3 separate regions of the Homo sapiens genome follow, and all the other regions are linked to region 2. The links are chromatin loops, found by intact Hi-C in ENCODE. Cell type or tissue: ascending aorta. All regions are shown on one strand.

Region 1 (8,000 bases), 260 kb before region 2:
CGTCACTCCCTCCCCTCGCCGGCGCTCGCCCGGCTCCTCCAGGGCATTATCTGAACCCACCACCTGGCGCAGCAAGGTGTCAGTGTAACCCGAGTGCCCGCCTGACCACCCAGTGCCCGCGGAGAGCCAGAGCGTTCGCCCCGGCGCGTCCTTGCCAAAATCCCCAACAGCGCGGGGGGTGGAGCGGGGCGTCTGACGCCCCCAGGCTCGAGCCCCCGGCCGGCAGGGCTCCACCGCCCCAGGGGGCCGACGCTGAGCAGCGGGTCCCGGCCTTGGTCACCACTCCAGTCACCAGGCCGGCTCCCATGGCCGAACTGGGGACCCATGCAGGCCACCGCCATCCAGGGAGCAGCCAGCGCAGACCCCCTCACGGCCCGCCAGGCGTCGCCGAGAAGGGAGGGGGCAGCCACCCCGCGGCAGGAGGCCGTGTCCGGCCTGCGTCACCGCCCCCGCCGCTCCCCGGCCCGCTCACCGCGGTAGTGCGCCTGGAAGCCGCCAGGCCGCAGCGCGGGGAACAGGGCGGCCACCCGGCTCAGCAGCCGCTCGCAGGGTCCCGGACCCGCCGCAGCCTCGGCTTCCGCCTCAGGCTCGGGGCTGCAGCAGAAGCTGAAGCGGCGAATCTCGCGCGCCGCGTCCTCCTTGCCCAGAAGGTAGGCCTTCACGGTGAGCGACGCCATAGCGAGCGGCGAGCTGGCGGAAAACGGGCCGTCCCGGTCGCAGCCGCCGCGCGGCTTTTGTAGCGAACGCGGAGGCCCCGCCCCGCCTCGAGAGGGGCGGAGTCTCTCGCGCCCTCCCCGCCCCCGCCACCGTCGTCGCGGCGCGAGAGCCGCCCTGCAGAGGCCCCTTCACTACTCTCCCCTTCCCCGCTACCCCTCGCTCCAGGTCTCCCGGCCCCCTCATTGCTGACCCCTCTCTTCATTGCCCCGGTGCACCAAGGACCCCAGGAAACCGGCCCTGGCACTCATACAGGCCTGGGCTCCAGCCTCTGCACCTGGGATCAGGGTACTGGCGGGGGTCCAGCCCCTCGCCCCTCCCAGGCTTGGGCCTGGCCATGACTCAGCAATATCCTCAGTTGGGGGTACCCAGTGCAGGGAGAGGGGGACACAGCCCCCATATCAGGAGGCTGCTAGGTCGCCCAGTGGGCACTGCTGGCCAGAACAAGCTGGCTCTCAGGTTGCTGTTCCGACCCTGCCATGGTCAGCCTGCCGCGGTGGCAGCCCTCTTACAGCGCATGGCATCCTCGGTGATGGGCAGCGCATAGCATACTCGGTGACGGACCCCGACTCTGGCCTGAGCACCAGAGAAGTTCCCAGTTTAGTAGGAGTGGAGTTGAGAGGTGCTGGAGGACCAGCTAAGGTCTCCTGAGTGTCAGTGGTCGCCAAGTGTTCACTGTGGTCCAAGTGACTCCTTATGGGCTCCTCAATTCAGCAGGTAATGCCCATGGCCCTGTGGGGGCTCAGGCCCGTTGGCCTTGTGGGCAGCCAAGGGGGTCAGCCAACAGCCTCCTCAGCTAGGAAGGAAGAAACACTGCTTTATGCCACCAGAGTAACCTGTCCGCCAGAACTGGGGCAAGGAGAGGGGCAGGACGAGTGGTCACCCTCTGGAGCCTCCCAGGCAAGGTCCTGTGAGTAGGAGGTCAGAACCTGCTGGGTCCAACTCATGCCATTTCAGCCCAGGGCTTGCAGGAGCTGGAGAAACCTCCCAGGGGAGGAAACCCAGAGGGAGGCAAGAGTGGCTGGATGGGGCCAGTCAGGTGCGAAGGTGATGTGTGGGTGTGCGCACAGCAGGGGCTGGTCCACAGGTGTGAATGATCCTTCCCGGAGGGCTCCGAAGTGGGCAAGGCTTCCACCCTGCCCAGAGCAGCCCTGTGGAGAGGGTTCAGGCCTCTCCCTGCATCCGGCGGTGGAGAGTGGAAAATGCCCCAGGGCCTGCTGGAGCCACTGCCTTGCAGACAGGGGCAGGGGACACAGAGGGGCGTGCTGGCAGAGGCTGTGGCCTACAGACAGGTGCTGGCCAAGCGTGACTCAGCAGCCCAGGCGCCTGAGAGCCACGTGGCCCCCGCCGAGGGCCGGCTTTCCTGCCCCAGCCCCCGGCTATGGCCCGGTCTGAGCAGGGTGAGGGACACAAGGAAGGCCTGTGGCTCTGGGAACATAGCTTTGAGGAAGCGCTCAAGGCGCCCCACTCACCCCCAAGAAGGAGCTCCTTTGCTTTCTCGCCATTTGGCCCGTTTGGGATCGCGGGAAGTTTCCGCGGGGGCTAGGGGCATGTGAAGAGACTGGGGGGGGGGCGGGGAGGGGAGAAGGAAGCACAGAAGAGGGAGTCTTTGGGAAGCTGGGGTGGACACCCGGCTCTGGCCCTTCCCCGCACGCCTTGCGGCCCCAGCGGCCGCCCTGCCCCCACGCGAGGCCGAGGCCTCCCGGAGGTAAACAAGGCGCGGCGGGAACCCCCTGGCAGGGCCCTCTCCTCCCGCCGCGGAGGTCAGGTGGTCTGGCCGGCAGTGAGTCAGCGTCCCATGACCGCTGTCGTAATAGGGGGATCCCCGGCCCCTGCTGCCACCCATCTCAGTGACCTCTTACCTGGAGGCTGGGCTGGGGAGTGGCTCCGGGGTCACCGTGAGTCCCCTGAGCAGGAAGAGCGTGCAGCGGCTGGAGCCAGACAGACACTCTCCCCCTTCTCGCCTCTGACTCCTTCCCCTTTCCCGATGCAGTCCCACCCCGCAGGCTCCCCGCGTCCACTGGCCCCTTCCCACCCTCCAGGGCCCGGCGTGCATGCCCAGGGAAGGCTCGGCACCTGAGCCGCGAGACCCACTATGGACCAGCCTCTCATTTCCTCATCTTTCAAATGGGGCTGAAGTGGAAGGATTTGGGCTGCCCTCCCAGGCGATGCCCCGTGGGTGTGCGAGTTGTTTAGCTGCTTTTGGGGCTGTAAGCTGGGGGGTCAGGGCAGGACAGAGACTGCAGGGGGGCTGAGGTGGAAGAGTGGGGAGGGCAGGAGAGGCCTGAGCCAAGCGCCCAGTGGTCCCAGGAGACCAGCCGGGGCAGCCACAGGGGTGGTCTGGTTCTGTCTGTTGCTGCCCAGCATGTTGTAACCACCTCCTCAGTTCCCCCTTCCCCCCTCCCAAATAATCCTATGCCTTGGCAGTGGTGTTCCCAGGTTCGCTTCTTTTCTTTGGGGCGTGGAGTCAAGTGTCCGCGTGGGTGCTGGGGCAGCCAGAGACAAGGCCACTGAGGGATTCAGGCCGCACTGCTCTGGGCCATCTTTAGGGAGATTGACAATCACAGGGGACACAGGGGATGAGTTCCTCTACAGAGGTCCTGGTCTGTGCGGGGGCCTCCAGGCCTTCTGCGCTGCAGCCACTCCCTTCCACTCACATGGGAGGGCCACAGCCCTCCCTTGCCATCTTCCTAATCATGCCAGCTCATTCTACCTGGTGACTTTTCCCTGGCTCTCCCTCTGGTCCAAAACCCTTTCCACTCCTGCCCTACATGGCAACTTCCCACCCTAAATGTCTCCTCCTCAGCGGGGCCTTCCTTGACCACTCCCTAGGAAAAATCCCCAGGCACTGGACATCACTTTTTTTTTTTTTTTTTTTTTTTTTTTTGAGACAGTCTCTCTCTGTCACCCAGGCTGAAGTGCAGTGGCACGATCTCAGCTCACTGCAACCTCTGCCTCCCAGGTTCAAGCAATTCTCCTGCTCCTGCCTCAGCCTCCCAAGTAGCTGGGACTACAGGTGCCTGCCACCAAGCCTTGCTAATTTTTGTATTTTTAGTAGAGATGGGTTTCACTATGTTGGCCAGGATGGTCTTGAACTCCTGACTTCAGGTGATCCGCCCACCTCGGCCTCCCAAAGTGCTGGGACTGCAGGCGTGAGCCACCCGCCCGGCCAGGCATCACCCCCTTTTAGCCCTTTCAGACAAGCCCAAAGCCCAGGCAAGAGGCACGGGGGCCATGGGAGGGGCACGCCCACAAGGGGTTTGCAAAGATCTTTCTAAAAGAAAAGGAGTTCAAGTCATGGACAGACATGGTTAGAGAATTCAGTGATGCCAAGTTGTCAGGCCTGAGAGCCCCAGGGACCCTCTCCTACTGGAAGGCCAGAGCTGCAGAAAGAGGTCCCCTGGGCTGGGCGAATTTCTCCAAATAAATTCAAACATGGCCTGCCTCGGGACGGGGGCGAGACCCTGGGCCCTCAGGGGCACTGAGGGGTCGTCCATGCCGGGGGACATGGCCACTTGGGGGCGGCCCTCGTCAACCGCGGAGTGGGGAAAAGGGGGGAGGGATGGAGGACGAACGCCCGGCGGTGTCTAAAGGCACGACGCGGAGCAGGAACCACAGCCCTGGTCCCCAGAAAGCGCGCGCGGCCCGGGGCAGAACCTGCCGAAGTTCCAGCTCGGGGCGCAAGGGATGTGGGGGTCACTGGAAGACGGGGCGCGGGCCGCCCGTGGGGAGGAGACTGGACCCGAACCCGGCCCACCCCACCCGAGCGGCGACGCCAGCGCTGACCCCAGGCGTGTCCCGGCCCCCGGCGCGGCTCCGGCCCAACCGTGCACGCCCGCGGAAGGCCTCGCACCCGCGTCAGAAGTGGCCTGCCCGGGGCCACCGGCCCGCAAGTCCCCGGTGTTCTCGAGGTCCCTGCCCCGTCCCGCGCGGCTGTAGCCGGCGGGAGGGGCTGAGAGGCGGGTCGCGCTGGGACCTAAGGCGCCGCCCCCTCGCCAGCCTCTCCCTCCCTCCGTCACCGGGTGGCCGGAGACCCGGGGGCACTGCTGGGGTACCCCAAAGCATAGGGCCAGCCTGAGTGCGCAAGGTCCTGAAAAGACGGGGGGGCGGCGACAAGGAGTAGGGAGGGGGGCTGGAGGAAGACGGCAAAGTGACCCCGGAAGGGTCCAGGCGCCCCAAGCCCATCGAAGACGGGAGGCTCTCAGTGGCGCCTGGGGGGACTGTGGGAAAAGCAGCTCAAGAAGGGGAATCTGGAGCGAGGTGGGGGAGAGGTCGGCATGGCCTTCTCTAGGAGCGCCAGCGCCAGACAGAGCGGTGACAGGCCGCACCGGGAGTACCCCGTCTATACTGAACGGGTCAGGAGTGTGGGATCCCGTGGAGGGGCTGCCCTTGCAGCAGGAGCGATGGCCCTCTCGCTCCCCTCCACCTGCTGCCATCGAAAACCTTCTGGAAGAGGCCAGGCGCGGTGGCTCACACCTGTAGTCCCAGCACTGGGAGGCCGAGGTGGGCGGATCACGAGGTCAGGAGTTCGAGACCAGCCTGGCCAACAGAGTGAAACCCCATCTGTACTAAAAATTAAAAAAATTAGTTGGGCGTGGCGGCAGGTGCCTGTAGTCCCAGCTAGTCGGGAGGCTGAGGCAAGAGAATTGCTTGAGCCTCGGAGGCGGAGGTTGCAGTGAGCTGACATGGCGCCACTGCACTCCAATCTTGGTGCCTCAACAAAACAAAACAAAACAAAGAAAACCTTCTGGAAGAATTATCCTCCTTTGAGGATCTAACCCTTCTTGCTCCCAATGCTTCCCAGCAGGGCCCGCACCCCAGGACGGGTACTTACCGCAGTCCCCCACCTCCAGCTCTGCACACTCGCAGCCCAGTGCCCGCTCTTCCCCCTCAGCCTCCCGACGAGACTCAGCTCTTCGACCTCCCTGCGAGTCCCTGTGCACCCACTTTGTTCTGTGCCTGTCCCTGCCCTGACTATGTGGGCTCAGGTAGTTTTGTGGGGTGTGTGGATGTTGCGTGGGAGTGTATGTGTGCCCCGTGTGTCCCATGTGTTATAACCCTGATGCTCTGGAGCAGAAGGCGTGGGGTCATCTGTGGATAAAGGCTGGTATTGAAGCAGGGTCCCCCACCTGTGTTAGGCCACCACATACTCTTGCGTAAAAGTAGGGTGAGGTAAACCCCATGGCCAAAGCTTGGCCAACCAGAGCACTGTAGCACCCTGGTCAGGGATGGACATGTGACCCACGCTGGCGGACGAAATGCACACTGGGGTCATCTGGAAGCAGGAGCCTTGGGGAGGGGGGAATCCTGAGCAGATCAAAGCTTGATCTCAGTATCTGACCCCTGGATCCAGGCTGGCCTAATGCTGGGTTATAAAACGGCTTAAGCCAGTTGATTGTGGTTTTCGTCAATTGTATCCAAGAGTAGTGACCCATGACGTATACCCCATGCCTGCTCCAGGTTTTCTTTTCTTTTTTTTTTTCGAGACAGAGTCTTGCTCTGTTGCCCAGGCTGGGGTACAGTGGCTTGATCTCTGCTCACTGCAACCTCCACCTCTCGGATTCAAGCAATTCTTGTGCCTCAGCCTCCCAAGTAGCTGGGATTACAGGCGCCCACCACCATATCTGGCTAATTTTTGTATTTTTAGTAGAGACGGGGTTTCACCATGTTGGCCAGGCTGGTCTTGAACTCTTGGCCTCAAGTGATCCACCCACCTCAGCCTCCCAAAGTACTGGGATTACAGGCGTGAGCCACCACACCCGACCTGCTCTAGGGTTCCTGATGGCAGTGATGGTCACAATACAGGCCAGAAACAGTCACAATACAAGCCAGAAACCTGGGAGTCAGCTATGACCATATGCTCCCCCTCAAGCCACCAGCAGTTCCTGTTGATTGTACTTTCTGGCAATAGCAACAGTAATAATACACACGTAGCACATCTTTTATGCTAGGAAACATTCTAAATATTTTAATTTTTAGAGACAAGGTCTCACTTTGGTCCCCAGTCTGGAGTGCCGTGGTATGATCATGGATCACGGCAACCATGATCTTCTTGGGCTCAAGCGATCCTCCCGCCTCGGCCTCCTAAAGTGCTGGGATTAGAGGCGTGAGCCACCTCACCCAGCTTGAATATTTTTCTGCATTTAACTCACCTGTTCCCTTGAGGTGAGACCATGTGATTAATTCTGGCCAAGGACCTGAGCCAGAAGAGCCATATATCACCTATACGCCAAGCATTTATTTATTTGCCAGTGCTAAAGCTTCTAGAGCTCTCTTTCTCTTTGCCAAGAAAGCCTTTGATTTCCACATGGTTATGCCTGTAGCCAGGGCAGGAACTACAATGAGCAGAGACCCCAGGGGACCCTTGAAGGGTATACAGCTTTGAGTATACTTTTATTAGATCAGAGAAATTTGGGGTTGTTAGAGCAGCATAATCCAGCCTATCCTGACTGATTATCCCCACAGGCATAGAAGGGACTAAGTTGCTGTTAACCGACGGAAGCAGAATTGTGAACCCAGAAGGGCCATTCCCTAGGACATCTTGACCTCAGTGATGTACATTCTCCAAAGACTGTCCTGAATCTATCTACTTCTCCTAACTCCATTCCCTACCCCTCTGACCCTCCATTCCAGACTTTCTCCTGGATGGTTATGTCAGGGAGGAAAAGCTTTTCCTCTGCCCTCTTAGATTCAGCATCTGGGGCCTGCAAATTAAACTGACAAAAGACAAATTAGCAAGAGAAACGGAGTTGTATAGCTTTCTGTTTTTTGTTTGAGATGGAGTCAGTATTGCACAGGCTGGTCAGGAACTCTTATGGTCAGAGGATCCTCCCACCTCTGCCTCTCAAGTACCTGGGACTACAGGCTCACGCCACCACCCCGATAGACATTTTTATTCGTGTACTAGGAGGTTAGAATTGAGAGCTCGTAAACCAACAAAAGGTTGGGGGAAAGGGCACTTGGGGAAAACAAAGGACTTCTAGGAAAGATAATATGCTAGTTTTGTGACAGTGTCTGTTTGCCTGTGGTGCCATGTCTGGGGATGAGTCCCTTGTGCTCCCAGGGAGGGGGCTTATCTCTGTTTCCTCTTATTCTCTCCAGCCCCTTTCCATGCCTGCCCAAAAGGTTATATTTTATTTTATTTTGAGAAAAGGTCTCACTCTGTGGCCCAGGCTGAAGTGCAGTGGCAATTAGAGCTCACTGTAACCCAGGAGTCAAGTGATCCTCCCGCCTCACCCCCTGAGCAGCTAGGACTACAGGTACATGCCAACATGCCTGGCTTTTAT
Region 2 (8,000 bases):
GGAGTTTGAGACTAGCCTGGCCAACATGGCAACACCCTGTCTCTACAAAAAATACAAAAATTAACTGGGTGTGGTGGCACGTGCCTGTAATCCCAGCTACTCAGGAGGCTGAGGCATGAGAATCGCTTGAACCTAGGAAGCGGAGGTTGCAGAGAGCTGAGATTGTGCCACTGCACTCCAGCCTGGGCAAGAGTGAGACTCCTTCTCAAAAAAAAAAAGGTCATGAAATAAACATTTGAAAGCTTGGCAGGTGCAAAAGGCTTTAAATATAAGCGATGTAGGCCGGGCAGGCAGAATTTGCATAGAGGGCTTAAATCTAATCTTGAGAAGAATGCACAGGGCTTGGCAGCAATGGAGTTTCATGGGATTTGGAGGGCTTCAAGGCATAACAGACCTGTGTCCTCTTCCTGCTCCATCACTCACCTGCCAAGGCACCTCGGGCAAGTTACTCAACCACTCTAAGTCTCAGTTCCCACACTTGTAGATGAGGACACTAACAGCTATCCTAGAGGATGGCTGTGGAGGATTAAATGAGATAAATGAGAAGGAATGTTCTCAGCACAATGCCTGTCATTGAGCAGGTCCTGAGGGCAGTGGCTATTATTATTATTATCTGAAAATGGAATAGGCAGGCTCCCTAGGAGAAGGGTCAAATAAACGCTCAACAGTCCAGTCCCGTCTGGGAAACTCTGCAGAGGGTTCTTTTGCATTGGCTCAAGGATCCCTAAGACCCTTTCTAGATGCCAAATTCCATGAAGATGACTTATTTGTGTTCTGGACTGTTTTTGATTTTGAGCCTAAGCATAGCGATCCCAAGGACAAATCCAGACATGGCAAATAATTCGTTAGTCCCACCCTAACAAATTACAAATGTCCTTGGGCCTGGAATCTACAATCTGGCCCAAAATGTATTATTCAGAAAACTGCCCACCTGTGTCTGAAGCAGTGATTCCAGGAGTGTACCAGTAGTTCCTTTTCCTCCTGTGAGTGCCCTTTGGTTGACAACACCTTTTCAACCTATTTGGCCTGTGTGGCAAGCAGGAATCACTGTCCCCATTTTAAAGAAAAGGAAACTGAGGCTCAGAGAGAGTCAAGTCTTGCTAGAGATCATGTGGATAATGAGCAGCAGAGCTCTTTCCAATTAGAAAGGGCTTCATCAGCAAGGAATTGAGAAATGAGTAAATATGAGGGAGTTTTTAAAATCATCAAATTGGCAGAACTACTTCTCACTCACTTTAATTCTGGAAGATTTCTGACACTAGTCGCTATATCTGATGCTTCTGGACAAAGTTTCTCCACCAGCTCCAAAGGACCAAAGAATGATTTATTTTGGCCAATAAAACTCTTCTTAACTAAAAGGAAAAACAAAAGTGTTATTCATAAGAACAGGTTGCAAAATTTCTTCAGGGACCCACAGCCTCTCCCCACAAAAGCCAAGTGGAAGTGAAAGCTGCTAAACTTCACTGCTTAATCCTTTTTTAAAAATCTTTTTTGAGATGGAGTCTTACTCTACTGCCCAGGCTAGAGTGCAGTGTGCAATCTCAGCTCACTACAACCTCTGCCTCCCGGGTTCAAGCAATTCTCTGCCTCAGCCTCCTGAGTAGCTGGGGTTACAGGTGCCCACAACGCCGGGCTAATTTTGTATTTTTAGTAGAGACGGGGTTTCACCATGTTGGCCAGGCTGGTCTTGAACTCCTGACCTTGTGATCTGCCCGCCTCGGCCTCCCAAAGTGCTGGGATAACAGGCGTGAGCCACAGCGCCCGGCCTGCTTAATCCTTCTTGATTTACTCTTGGGGACTGGGAGAGGCCATGTAATAAATTAGTCTCTCTTTCTCTGGCAACAGAGTTTCTCTGATATGCTTACTGTGCTCTTTCTGGAAGTATGTATTGCCCATAGAATAAAACAGGCGCCTCAGCCGGGCACAGTGGCTCACACCTGTAATCCCAGCACTTTGGGAGGCCGAGACGGGTGGATCACGAGGTCAGGAGATCGAGACCATCCTGGCTAACACGGTGAAACTCCGTCTCTACTAAAAATAAAAAAAAAATTAGCCGAGAGTGGTGGTGGGCGTCTGTAGTCCCAGCTACTCGGGAGGCTGAGGCAGGAGAATGGCGTGAACCTGGGAGGAGGAGCTTGCAGTGAGCCGAGATTGCACCACTGCACTCCAGCCTGGGGGACAGAGCGAGACTCTTCAAAAAAAAAAAAAAAAAAAAAAAAAGAAAGAAAAAAACAGTTGCCTTATAGGCTCATCTACTATGAAATTCTTCCCCCTTTTTTTCCTTGATGGCAAAATCAAGGATTTATTTTTTTTTGTTTTTTTCAGATCCTCATCATCTGTACTGCTGTAATTGGTCTTCCTGCTCCTAATACTGTCACCTCCCCACCATTACAATCTGTTCTCTACATAGCTAGAAATTCTTTTAAGAACTGAAGTTAGGACACATTTCTCCCTTTAGGATCTTCCAAAGACACTAAGAATAAAATGCAACTCCTCATCTGACCTTTAAGGACATATATGGTCCAGCCTCTCCCTACTCCCCTGACCTCATGTCCTCCCCTCCTCTCCCTCAGCACACTTAGCACACCTGTTACCTGGAGTCTTTCTCAAGCTGAGGAAGGTTGGTCCCACTCAGAACCTTTGCATCTGTTTTAATTAATTAATTAATTTATTTATTTATTTATTTTTGAGATGGAATCTCACCCTGTAGCCTTGGTTGGAGTGCAATGGTGCAATCTCAGCTCACTGCAACCTCCGCCTCCTGGGTTCAAGAGATTCTCCTGCCTCAGCCACTCGAGTAGCTGGGATTACAGGCATGCGCCACCACGCCCGGCTAATTTTTGTGTTGTTAGCAGAGGCAGGGTTTCACCATGTTGGCCAGGGTGGTCTCCAGCTCCTGAGCTCAAGCGATCCTTCCGTCTCGGCCTCCCAAGGTGCTGGGATTACAAGGCGTGAGCCACCGCGCCTGGCCTAATAAGGCTTTTAAATATTGAATATGTGTTGAATGATATTTTGGATATACGGGTTCCATGAAATATATTATTAACACTAATTTTAAAACATTTTAGCAAATTAGGTTAACTTTTTTTTCTTAATTTTTAAAAGTTTTATCCCCACAGAAAGGCATCTCATCTAACACTTTTTTTTCTTTTTTCTTTTTTTTTTTTTTTTTTGAGACGGAGTCTTGCTCTGTTGCCCAAGCTGGAGTGCAGTGGCGCGATCTCAGCTCACTGCAACCTCCGCCTCCCGGGATCACGCCATTCTCCTGCCTCAGCCTCCCGAGTAGCTGGGACTACAGGCGCCCGCTACCACGCCCAGCTAATTTTTTGTATTTTTTTTTTTTAGTAGAGACCGGGTTTCACCGTGTTAGCCAGGATGGTCTCGATATCCTGACCTCGTGATCCGCCCGCCTTGGCCTCCCAAAGTGCTGGGATTACAGGCGTGAGCCACCGCGCCCAGCCTCATCTAACGCTTTTAAAGTAACCTGGCTACCAGAAACTTTAAAATTGCCTATATAGCTTGCATGCTATTTCTATTGGCCAGCGCTGCTCTAGGACGTCGCTTCTGAATACAGGAACCTTGCCTGTTCTGTACACTGCTGGCATTTCAGCATCTAGAAGGATGTCTGGCGCTGATGAAAAAATGCTGAGCAAACACCCAGCCCGAACTTCCACGCTCCCAAACGCCCCCTCAGGCTCACCTTTCAGCCCATGTTTGAGGCAGTGCTCCATCACTACAAAGAACTGCTGCAAGGGGGCATGGTCCGCATCCAGGCTGCGGCCCAGGCTCAGAGCCGACTGGAGCAACACCTTGATGCTGAGTTTCATCATGTGCATCAGGTTGGCACGCTCCTCCATCATCTGGCACTTAGAAGCTGTGGGGCAGGAGCAGGGATAGCTTCGTTAGTGGACTGAGCGTGGGGAGGTCAGACTCCGGGCAACGGTGAGAAGACGGGTCAGGCAGGAGGCCAGGCGGTCTGCTTAGGGAACGGACGTGCTGGCGGGCGGGCAACCGGGATTCGCAGGTAAGTAGTCCCTGATCCCTAGAGGCCACAGCCCCCTACCTGGACGGCGGGGCCTTGGGTCAGAAGAGCCACTGGGCCTCCTGCTCCAGAGGCCTCTCCCAGACGGCTCCGCGCGTTGCTACGGCGACGGCTTTAGCAAGACTCGCCGCGTTTGGCTTCTCCCGCAACCCCGGTTCCATTTTTGACCAATGGAAGGGCGCTACCTACAGGAAGCCCTGCCCCAAGCTCTTAGAGGGCGTGCTGGGAAAGCGTCCCGCCCCCAAACATTCCTATTGGGCGAGTCCAGCTCAAGGCCTCTCCTACGGAGCTGGTGGGCGCCATTTTGCACCCTCTGTCCCGGACGGAGGAGGATGCGCACCCCGCCCAGAAGGCTTTTCCAGCCTTCTCTCTTGCCGGATAGTGCCAGCCGGGTGCCTGCAGGGAAGCATCTTCCCCTCAGCTCCAGGCTCAAATTCTTGTTGCCGATCTTTCGTCCGCTACTAGTGGACAATTTTAGGTTTTACGCACACTTTGTTTTTTGGTAAGGAAAACCGTTGGAGTCAAATGAATTCAGAGAGTTCCATTTCAACTCCCATTATCTTGTCGCATTGCCTTGAGGGTGTAATAAAGACTGTGTGCAATTATCATCAGATATCTATACGTGCTGGCCAAATGCTCTCTGAAACCCAGTAAGCTGGTATCCTAGAAACTAAAAGTTTAGATCCCAAAGTAAGAGTCCTGGCAGGAAAGTCCCAGGTGCGAAGCGCGGCCCTCACCCGGGCGCGCGCGCGCGTTTACATTGTCTTGGAAATATTTGCCAATTGGAATGGGGGCGGGGGATCGTATTGTTTTTGGTTTGCAGCTGTCCAATTACTACTGAGGTTAAATAACTTCTGTTTATTCTCTGCTAGTATTTCTTCTGTGAATTGCTTGCTCAATTGACTTTCGTGTTGAATTGCTTGCCTTTGTCTTACTGACCTGTATATTTTGGATACTAATCCTTTACCTGTTTTATTTCACCAGCATTGATTAATATGGACAATTAAAGAGCATATTTATACGTACTATATTTTTATATAGTTAATTACAGTTAAATCTGAACGATAATATTATGGCCGTGAACTTGTAGTAAAGGTCTTAAATAAATACTGAGACATCCTGGGACTAAAAATTCAAAATTATCTCAGCAAAACCCAAGAAGGTAGGGGGAGAGCTGCTGGGCAAGAAGAAACAGCCTAAGCATTTCACCTTGGTTGTGGAGAGGGTTAAAAGTGGCTTAAGTAAAGCATTTCGTTGGGGGTGGTATAATTTTTTTTTTTTTTTGAGATGTTGTTTCACTCTTGTTGCCCAAGCTGGAGTGCAATGGCGCCATCTCGGCTCACTGCAACCTTCGCCTCCTGAGCTCAAGCAATTCTCTTGTTTCAGACTCCCGAGTAGCTGGGATTACAGGCATGCGCCACCACGCCTGGCTAATTTTGTATTTTTAGTAGAGACGGGGTTTCTCCATTTTGGTCAGGCTGGTCTCGAACTTCCAACCTCAGGTGATCCGCCCGCCTTGGCATCCCAAAGTGCTAGGATTACAGGCGTGAGCCACCATGTCTGGCCAGTATAATTATTTTTATATTTCGAGAGAAGCCTATGTATTATATTTATAAATTTTAAAACTGTAATGGATGATTGGCAAAGGAAATAAAACTTGTAAAACTTCATCAAGAGAAGGGAGAAACTCTGAAGACAGCAATAACCATAAAAGCAATTTGTAAAGATTTATCTTTAAAGAAGACACCAAGCCCAGTTCTATCATCTAGTGGTCTTGAAATTGGAATACATATACAGCAGTCTTGCCAAAGCTAGGTATGCCCAGATGTTTTAAGGAACTCAATTTCCAGATTTTCAAGTTTCACAGGCACTCTTTCTCCTCCCTCTAAAGAAGGGCAACTCACTCCATAACCTGTCTTCCTCTTGATACGGTGACCTGGGGTGCCCTAGGTTCCATACACCAAATGGAGGTGGTGTCGCCCTTGATGATTAAGTAATCAAAAACATGAAGACCAGCCTTTTACTGCTTTATGGTATTCAGTTAAGCTTGGTCTTGGGGCAGAGGGGTGGTCTCTAACCCTCTGCTTGGGTGTCCTAAATTTAGAAAATTAAATTTTTCTCCCTACAAATCTATGTAATTATGTTCAACCAGTCAATATTCACAACCCTAAGATGTGCCATTAGCTTGATGGCCATTTTCCGTAAATTAAATGAGCCCAAACTGCAGCTAAGTATTTGATGAAAATGGATTTGAAATACATGATAAACTAAAAGTATTTTTGTCAAAAAGTACTGTATTGGCAAAGGTGAATGAAATAAGCAATACTCAGATGTCTCCAACCATTCTGAGTATTCTGGGTTAAACAAAGTGCCTAAGTGAAAGAATAAGAAGTGAAATTATCCCTTGATAAGTCTTTTTTTCTTTTGAGATGGAGTTTTGCTCTTGTTGTCCAGGCTGGAGTGCAATGGCACGATCTTGGCTCACTGCAACCTCCGCCTCCTGGGTTCAAGAGATTCTCCTGCCTCAGCCTCCCCAGTAGCTGGGATTACAGGTGCCCGCCACCATGCCCAGGTAATTTTTTGTATTTTTAGTAGAGACGGGGTTTTACTATGTTGGCCAGGCTGGTCTCGAACTCCTGACCTCAGGCCATCCACCTGCCTCAGCCTCTCAAAGTGCTGGGATTACAGGCATGAGCCACCGTGCCTGGCTCACACTTGATAAGTCTTGGTAAAACTTTTGTTTTGGTAACTCCCAACAGTTGAGAAATTTTCTTAATATGATTAGGTTGCAGGTCAGGTAATTTTCAATTATTTGCTTTGAATGAAAATAAGGGAACAAAAAATAATTTTTGGCTTTAGATCAGTGTGATTTGGGGCATATAACTTGGAAAGAGTTCAAAGATGACCAACATTACTAAAACAAACAAACAAAAAACAGGACTAAAACTGATGCTGAATTCTATCACGCTTTAGCAGTAAATCATATATATTCATCTACAGATATATGCTAATGACAAAAACCAACACCATTCATCTCATTTAGAGATGCAATTCATTGGCTGGGCGTGGTGGCTCACGCCTGTAATCCCAGCACTTTGGGAGGCTGAGGCAGGCAGATCACCTGAGGTCAGGAGTTCGAGATCAGCCTGGCCAACATGGTAAAACCCGTCTCTACTAAAAATACAAAACTTAGCTGGGCGTGCTGGCGTGCACCTGTAGTCCCAGCTACTGGGGAGGCTGAGGTGGGAGGATCACTTGAACTCGGGAGGCGGAGGTTGCAGTGAGCCGAGATTGCGCCACTGCATTCCAGGCTGGGCAACAGAGTGAGACCCTTCTCAAAAAAAAAAAACGCAATTCAAGAAAAATTTATGTATAATTCTTTATAAAAATTATATTTATGTTCCTGTTACCAATGTAGCATTACTAATAAACTTAATGATAATTCACTCCAGAAGAAAAATTTTTATACACTTAGAGCTTCAGTCACAATAAAAATTTATTAAACTTTAACTTATTTACATACTTTTTGCTGAGACTTATAAGATGACCAATAACACTTTTAAAAACATACAAATCTATTACATTAATTCTATGGCAGAAGTGGAATGGAAATCCAAGTTCAATGAATAAAAGGGAAAATGTAAAATTTTCAAATATTAAATAACTTGCTATTTTAAAGATGGATGGTGGTAATTATCAATTCATTAAGGTATTTACATACCACTTGATACATTTCAAAAAACAATGTAACAGTTTTATTTTAAAAAGTCAATATTTACACTATGCCAGAAAATGAATTCTGAGCAACTTTAAAATATGATGAATAATCTTATACGTTAACTTTAAAAGTTAAGTTTTCGGCTGGGAGCAGTGTCTCATGCCTGTAATCCCAGCACTTTGGGAGGCCGAGGTGGGCAGATCACTTGAGGTGAGCAGGTCACTTGAGGTCAGGAGTTTG
Region 3 (8,000 bases), 930 kb before region 2:
GTGAGCCTTCATCTCAGAAAAAAAGAAGAAAACAGATTCAAAGTCACTAACTCCATACTATCTCAAATATACACTTGTAGGGCCTCCACTCTATTCTCCACAGGGATGCCAAAGTGACCTCCAAATCGCCTTGCTCCTCTGCTAACAATATTTTGGCTCTCTCTTCTGCTGTCAGATAAGGCTATACACTTCCCTTTTAGCTTAGCAAGGCTGGTCCTTCAAAATCTAGACCAGACACACCTTTGCAGGCTCATCTCGAGTCATTCCCACTGTTCCAGTAACACCTTATCACTAGCCTTACCCTAACACTTGACACCTCAGTGCACCCACACTTCCTTCTGTTTGACATGACTCCCTCTCCCCAGTTTGGCAAATTCCTATTCAGTGTTATTTTCCGTAAACTGCCCCCACACCCTCCACAAGTTTAATCATTCTCTATTGTGTTCTCCCACAGCACTCTGTGCACCTATGAAGCCTATACACTATGAGAAGGCAAAATCGGAGTATTATTTGTCTTTGAATTCTCAGTGTTAAAACACTATGGCCAGTACATACCTTAACGTGTAACTGAAGTTACCAAGAAAATATAAATGGATGAAGGAGAGGTGAAGGACAGAGAAGAGCGAAGTGGAGACAGCCTAAATGAGTCCTCATCTTGGATCAAATAACCCCCCACCTCGCTAATTACTTATTCAAGTACCAAAATACAGTACATTCCATTATACTCTAATGTACCCCAGCTATGCATACAGTATATGTTTACAGTTTACTCAGCATTTTTTTTTTTTTTTTGAGATGGAGTTTCACTCTTTTTGCCCAGGCTGGAGTGCAATGGCGTGCTCTCGGCTCACTGCAGGCTCTGCCTCCCAGGTTCAAGCGATTCTCCTGCCTCAGTCTCCCGAGTAGCTGGGATTACAGGCATGTGCCACTGCGCCTGGCTAATTTTGTATTTTTAGTAGAGACAGGGTTTCTCCATCTTGGTCAGGCTGGTCTCGAACTCCTAACCTCAAGTGATCCGCCCGCCTCGGCCTCCCAAAGTGCTGGGATTAAAGGCATGAGCCACCGCGCCCAGTCTCAGCAATTCTTAATTTCACATACACAGCGTTTTATTAATCACACTTTTGTTATAAAATGACTGTATGAGTAATGGGTATAAAGATATCTACATATCCAAGTCTTTGGTTTTCCCAGTAAAACATACATTTTTAGCTGAGCCTATTAGGACTTTTCCAAAGTAATAAATGCTTTCAAGCAGAGCTTCCCAAGCCAGTGGACCTTGCATATGGGAATGGGTTCTAAAGGTGCTGAACATACTGATCCCTCACCCCTAACGGCCCAAAGAATACAGCTGTGAGCTGCCTTAACCATTTATTCCAATATGTCTTACATATATTATCCTTTTCTGTTGCACTATGAAAAAGGTTTATCATTTAAAGAATATAAGAAGGCAAATATAGGTACTGGAATGTCTAAGCATTCACCAAAATGCATACTTTTTTTTTTTTTTTTTGAGACGGAGTTTCACTCGTTGCCCAGGGTGAAGTGCAGTGGCGTGATCCTGGCTCACTGCAATCTCTGCCTCCCAGGTTCAAGCCATTCTCCCACCTCAGCCTACTGAATAGCTGGGATTACAGGCATGCGCCACCACACCTGGCTAATTTTGTATTTTTAGTAGAGACAGGGTTTCATCATATTGGCCAGGCTTGCCTCGAACTCCTGACCTCAGGTGATCCACCCATCTCGGCCTCCGAAAGTGCTGGGATTACAGGCGTGAGTCACCGCGCCTGGCATAAAATGCATACTTTTAAACTACATGTACAGTGGGCAAATTCCTACAACGCCTTTACACATTTGTAGTTAGGACCAAGTTCTATAAACCAACCTTATGTCTGCTCAAAAGTTTGAAATTTCCCAATAATTGTAGTTTTACTTTGCCAACAACATTTAAGCAACCTGAAAATACCTACAAATTGAACAGGCATTCAAGAGGAGCCGCTTGGGCTGCATCACCACTATCAAGACACTATGGAAATTACCTAATGATTGACTTTCAGAGAAAATCTTCAGTCTCACAAGAAAATCTGTCTTTCGTCACCGTTTTTATAAAGTGATCAAGACAAGGTCTCACTACGTTGTGACAGTTATCACAGACTTTATATATGTTACTTTATATTTTTCTGAGACAGGGTTTTGCTGGTCTCAAACACCTGGGCTCAAGCCATCCTCCTTCCTCAACCTCCCAAAGCGCTGGGATTACACGGTGAGCCACCATGCCTGGCAATTGCATCATCTTTTTTGATCATTTCGTTCAGCATCTCGTTCATCGACTGAGAAGTGACCTGAAATAACTTCCAACCATTAACATACCCTCCCTCCTCCCAAAAGAACAAACCTCTAGCGATTAGGTCGCACACTCATGCGCTCTCACACGCACACAAACCCGGTCCTTTCCCTCCTCATTACAGTACCATGGGCAAGTCACCTCCACCTAGAAAGGTCTGTCTTCTCATTAGCAGCTGTTCATGTATTTTGTTTAAAGCAAAACACCTGGAGTAGATCACAGATCTAAAGATATTAAGCAATTTTTATTCTAAATTTTACTCTAAAAGTCATCACATTCTAAACACTGTGATGGCCAGGCATGTTGGCTCATGCCTGTAATTGCAGCACTTTGGGAGGCCAAGGAAGGAAGATCGCTTGAGCCCTGGAGTCGGAGACCAGCCTGGGCAACAGAGCAAGGCTCTACAAAAAATTAAAAAATTAGCCGTGGTGGTGTCTGCCGGTAGTCCCAGCTAGTCAGGAGGGTGAGGCAAAAGGATCGCTTGAACCCAGGAGGCGAAGGCTGCAGTGAGCCGAGAACTGTGCCACTGCACTCCAGCCTGGGTGACAGAGTGAGATCCTGTCTCAAAAACAATAAATAAATTAAATAAAGACTGTGATAAATGTCTTAACAGCAATTCCCCAAAAAAGCCTTTAAACCCTTTTGATCAATGGCCCACGTCCACTCCTACAGCCTACTAATCTGTTCTAGAGTAGTAAATTCTAGTATATTGTAAAAAATACAAAGTGCTACTACACACCATTTTATTTTTCAGTTATTCATATTCACTCTCTTCCTCTTCAAAGTTAAATTCCCAGATACAAGTAGGCAAGAAGATTCAGCACTAACAATGAGACAATCCACCTGGAAAACAGGTAAGTATGGGAACTCAAATTGAAGCAGATTATCTAAAACACATCAGCTTACACAGTAACAACAAATCCAAAGAGCTCGAGCGAGATGACCATTCACAACGCTGTCAATGGCAACAACAGTTAAAAACAGAAGGCCACAGGTGTTGGTTAGCAGGCTCTTCGGGGAAGGTGAAGGAGGTAAAGAATCAAAGGAAGTTTCCAAAGAAAATAGCGATTAGTGCTGAAAAACAAAAAGGAGGGATGCAATTTGGGTTACCAGAGAAAACTGCTTGTAGAAACCAGTACAATCTCCGAATCCTTCGCAATACTATAAAATAAGCATCCTCATTGCATGCCAAGTGCTTCTTTAACCTGTAATCCACCCCGTCCTCTCCCTCAAAATCTGCGTTAAACTGAATTTTAAAAACATTTTAGGGGAGGGGGTAAGCAGTTGGTTTCCCGCTTGACAGTAATTGTGGCCACGGAGCGCGAAGCTCCACACTCCACACAGCGCGCCACCCACAGAGGCGCTTCTCAAAAGTTGCCACCCATCTTGGCCACGAGTCCCGGGACACGGACTCGCCTCCTCCGACGACGGCAGCCGGGACCGGCCGGGATCCGGGAGCCCAGCGCCGACCCTCTCCCCTCTGCGCGCCGCCGCCGCCGCCGTCAATCAACGCCCCCCTCCCAGGGACTCGGCCCGGGGGCGCGGCCCGGGGCGGGGCGCGATCGCGGCGCGTCGAAGGGGCCCCCAACAGCCGCCAGCTTGCGGAGCAGCGGGACCGCCGCCCACGAAACGAAAGTTGCCCGCGACCGAGCCCGGCCGACGGGGGGCGGTCCGTGCGCGGCCGGAGAGAGGAGCGGCGCCCCGACCGGGCCTCCGGCCTGCCTCGCTCACCTCTCGGGGTGCGCCGCCTTCCTCCGCCGCTGCCGCCTCCTCCTCCCTGTGAGTGCAGCGGGGTCTGCCCTGTGGAACCACCATACCAGTCCCGCCCGCTGCTGCAGCGCCGCCACCGCCGCCGCTCCTCTGCCGCCTTAGTCGCTGCTCTTTGTTCCCCCTCCGAGAGCCACTGCTTCGGCTGCCCGCCTCAGCCGCCCCGACGGGCCGCCACTACGCCCTCCCGCCCTCTCGGCCCCCGGCCTCGCCCTCCTCGCTGCGCCCGCCGCTGCCTTCGCCTCCGCGCCGCCGTCGCCGCCGCCACCGACGCCGCCGCCTCCTCCTCCGCGCCCCCCTCGTTTTCATTGAAAGCAAACAAGCATCATGGCGGCGGCCGCCGTCCCTCAGCCAGCGAGCGCCCGGACCGCCGCCGGCGCTCCAACATCCTGGCCGCTCATTGGGCGCCGTCGCCGGGCACAACCATCCGCCCTTCGGTGCGGGGGTCGCTCCCGGCACGCAGCTGCCCAGGCCCCGCCCCCTTACCCCCGCGCTGGAGAGCGGTGGACCGGCCCGGCGCGCTGCGGGCCCTGCCTCCCTGCCTGCCGCCCTCCATCCCTTCCTCTCCGTCCATCCTTCGTCTCCTTCTGTTCCCGCTCTCCTCGCTCCTTTCCTGCCTTGGCACTTCTGTTTTCTCCTCTCCTTAGCGCTCCTCCATTTTTCATCTACTTCTTTTTCCGCCCCAGGTTGTCCACTTTTTTTTTGTTTTTTGAGACGGTGTCTTGCTCTTTCACCCAGGCCAGAGTGCAGTGGGGCGATCTTGGCTCACTGCAAGCTCCGCCTCCCGGGTTCACACCATTCTCCTGCCTCAGCCTCCCGAGTAGCTGGGACTACAGGCGCCCGCCACCGCGCCCGGCTCATTTTTTGTATTTTTAGTAGAGACGGGGTTTCACCGTGTTAGCCAGGATGGTCTCCATCTCCTGACCTCGTGATCCGCCCACCTCCGCCTCCCAAAGTGCTGGGATGGCAGGCGTGAGCCACCGCGCCCGGCTGGGTTGTCCACTTTTATCTCCTCTTTTCCTTGATCGTCCTCCCCTTTTTTTCTCCTCTTCCTTTTCCTTAAGCCTTCGCCTGTCAATCACGTCGAAACACAGTATTTGACCGGAGCCAGTATCTTGATCTGCCTAAAGACAAGACATTCAATCGTGAACAGTCGAATATTATTCCTTCCTCAATTATACAAAGAAGAGTAAGTTAACATACCACTTCAGCCTATTAATGGTAATTCATTCCATTACATTAATGGACAGTTTTGGTGCTGGGGTCCTAGCCTGGGTAACGGACAGCAGCTGCTGTGCTCCAAGATCAAAAGGTGTTCAGGGCAAACTCTGGTGTTTGAAGGTCAGCAGAGAAATGACTGGGCTGATTCATGATGCTTACATCAAGAAATATTAGTTGACTGATGGTCAGGGCACAGAGATGAATCAGACCCCACCCAGCCCTGAGTAAGCTCACAGTCTAGGGGCAAGAATAACACCCAACAGACTTAATATTGGAGGTATATTGGTCGGGCGCGGTGGCTCACGCCTGTAATCCCAGCACTTTGGGAGGCCGAGGGGGGCAGATCACCTGAGGTCCGGAGTTGGAAAACAGCCTGACCAACATGGCGAAACTTCGTCCCTACTAAAAGTACAAAAAATTAGCCAGGTCTGGTGGCTTGCACCTGTAATCCCAGCTACTCGGGAGGCTGAGGCAGGCAGGAGAATCATTTGAACCTGGGAGGCGGAGGTTGTAGTAAGCGGAGATCGCACCATTGCACTCAGGCCTGGGCAGCAAGAGCGAAACCCTGTCTCAAAAAAAAAAAAAAAATTTGAGCTATATGTTGAAGGCGTGAAGGAAAAGGAAAGCTGCCTGCCCACCTATGTGGCAAACTAGGATAGGCTGCTAACTGCTTCCTGGAAAATCAACCCTGAAGAAATGAGAGTGAGACAGGTTCCAGGAACTAACAGTAGCAACAAACCGAGGCTTCTGCTTCAGTGAAGGCTGTTGAGAGCTGGGGATGTGGGAAATGGGTTGCTGTTGCCTGGGGTGGAGGAGACCTGGCTGGAAGGGCAAGGAAAGGATGAGGGACAAAAGCTGTTCAGAGGTGAAGATGATCCCCCTCTCCCCAGCACGGCCTTGGGATGGTCATCGCTTGGCACTGCCATGACATCAGGAGTGACAGCCCAGGCCTCTAGCGCCATAGGACACTGGGCAAAGACAGAGCAGTGCAGAAGTTTAGGAGTCAGGAAGAACACATGTAGACCAGTAAGCTGCCTGTGGCCATCCCTCCACAACCTCCTCCTGTACAGCAGGGAGTTGTGCGGCCCTGTGCTGTACAGAGTATCCCAGGCTGAGGGGCCAATGGGACAGACACCCTGCAGGGCCTCTCCTCCCTGTGTGAGTGCCCTGGCCGTCTGTGCTCCAGCCTGGGTGCCTTTTTGTAATTTGGCCAGAGGCAGCTACCTCAGCCCGGTGCGGGGACTCAACGCCTGTAATCCCAGCACTTTGGGAGGCCGAGGCGGGCAGATGACTTGAGGCCAGGAGTTCGAGACCAGCCTGGCCAACATGGCAAAACCCCGTCTCTACTAAAAATACAAAAAAAAAAAAAAAAATTAGCTGGGTGCAGTGGCGGGCACCTGTAATCCCAGCTACTTAGGAGGCTGAGGCATGAGAATCGCTTGAATCCAGGAGGCAGAGGTTGCAGTGAGCTAAGGTTGCGCCATGGCACTCCAGCCTGGGCAACAGAGCAAGACTGTCTCAAAAAAAAAAAAAAAAAAACTCAAACAAAACAAAACAAAAAACAGAGGGAGCAATTCCCTTGTGACTGGCACGACTGTATGGAGGAGGGGAGGTCTTGTTGCACAAAATCTTGGTAGCATAAAGCAACAGTTTTACTGTATCTCATGATTCTGATGTTCACCCTTGGGGCCTCATGCCTATACCAAAGGTGGCAGCTGGGTGTTGAATGTCTGGCACCTCGCTGCCCCCTAACGAGGCCTCCCCCGCAGTGTCTCATCCTTCAGCCTTTGTGTGTGGCCCCTTTCCCCAGCAGGAGGTGATCCTGCACTTCCTACATGACAACCAGGGGCTCCAAGAGGAAAGCGAAGCTGCCAGGCCTTCTGAAGAAGGCCACTTCCTCAATATTCTATGAATTAAAGCAGGCACAAGCCCAAGCCAGATTCAAGAGGAGAGGACATAAGCTGTGGAGGAGCTGCGCGTGCATGCAGGGCGGGGTGGACTAATTGGAGCCCTCTGGGGAGACTTGCTGCCACCAGGAGGGTACGATAGTGGCTCTGCTGTGCATGCCCTTTTCTTTCTGCATATCCGAGGAGAACCCCGCAAAATACCTACTCACCCTTTCAGGCCAGATCAAAGTGCCCCTCATGTTAGGCCAGACCTCCCATTGCAAGTTATAAAACTCACAACTCAATATTTCTTTGCAAGAAGGAGGGAATTGAATTGAAAGAGGGAATGCTGAACCATTCAGGCATTGTAAGGTGGCATCAAGAATCGATCTCACCTCCCACCCTCCATCCTGTTCTCTCTGCAGGCCTCACAAGCGGGAAAGATGCCACCAACACCTGCAGGCTTAGATTCTACCAGCTTCTCCGCTTAGAGAAGGTGCTTCTTTCCTAATGATTCCAGCCAAAGACCCAGGGCAGGCTCTCACTGGCCTGGCCTGGGCCTTGTTTCTACTGCAGTCAGGCAGTACCAAAGCAGGACCAGTCTGGGATTGATACGTGCTAAGCGAGGACAGCATGAATTGGTGGCAGCCAGTGCCATCTTCCCCACCACATGGAGAGATGAGACACTGGTGAAGATGTGGAGTCTCAGAGCAAGGGCCTGACAACTTGTTTCAGTAGTTTTTTCCTTTAGCTCGTGACCTATACCAGAACCTATTCCAGGTATA

Evidence for each region. A loop is a pair of places that touch in the nucleus more often than their neighbours do. Peaks named below come from ENCODE experiments on the same cell type or tissue, not always from the same donor. Only the 100,000 strongest peaks of a DNase experiment are listed, where the experiment ranks them.
Region 1: it touches region 2 in a loop (3-fold over the local background); 7 of 110 quality-filtered maps call a loop at or near these places.
Region 3: a loop joins it to region 2, with 4 times the contacts of the local background. A loop is called at or near these places in 2 of 110 quality-filtered maps.

What each region holds. Positions count from the first base shown.
Region 1 is chr5:179,813,614-179,821,613 of GRCh38, reverse strand. SQSTM1 (sequestosome 1) reads right to left here and starts at 709. Exons shown (of 8, transcript NM_003900.5): 1 at 473-709. The coding sequence starts at 677. RefSeq lists silencers at 95-274, 285-544, 655-904, 2,205-2,384, 4,303-4,372 and 1 more and enhancers at 498-1,207, 1,815-1,974, 2,375-2,674, 1,728-2,927, 2,630-3,339. In ascending aorta, a CTCF peak has its summit at 4,196 (motif pointing right); DNase peaks (open chromatin) are centred at 823, 2,063, 2,513, 3,891 and 2 weaker places; H3K4me3 peaks cover 4,647 bases; H3K27ac peaks cover 4,586 bases.
Region 2 is chr5:179,555,899-179,563,898 of GRCh38, reverse strand. It overlaps RUFY1 (RUN and FYVE domain containing 1), which reads right to left. Exons shown (of 18, transcript NM_025158.5): 2 at 3,701-3,874; 3 at 1,235-1,352. The region is part of intron 4 of LOC128966623 (a long non-coding RNA gene); the gene reads right to left. Among named protein-coding and RNA genes, the nearest start is that of RUFY1, 9.3 kb to the right of the region's middle. RefSeq lists an enhancer at 4,347-4,466. In ascending aorta, no CTCF peak of the experiment used is centred here; DNase peaks (open chromatin) are centred at 4,248 and 4,806; H3K4me3 peaks cover 1,814 bases; H3K27ac peaks cover 1,155 bases.
Region 3 is chr5:180,490,836-180,498,835 of GRCh38, reverse strand. It overlaps CNOT6 (CCR4-NOT transcription complex subunit 6), which reads right to left and starts at 4,457. Exons shown (of 12, transcript NM_001370472.1): 1 at 4,073-4,457. RefSeq lists silencers at 3,688-3,947, 3,978-4,077, 4,248-4,387, 4,518-4,717. In ascending aorta, no CTCF peak of the experiment used is centred here; DNase peaks (open chromatin) are centred at 3,745 and 4,505; H3K4me3 peaks cover 2,992 bases; H3K27ac peaks cover 1,442 bases.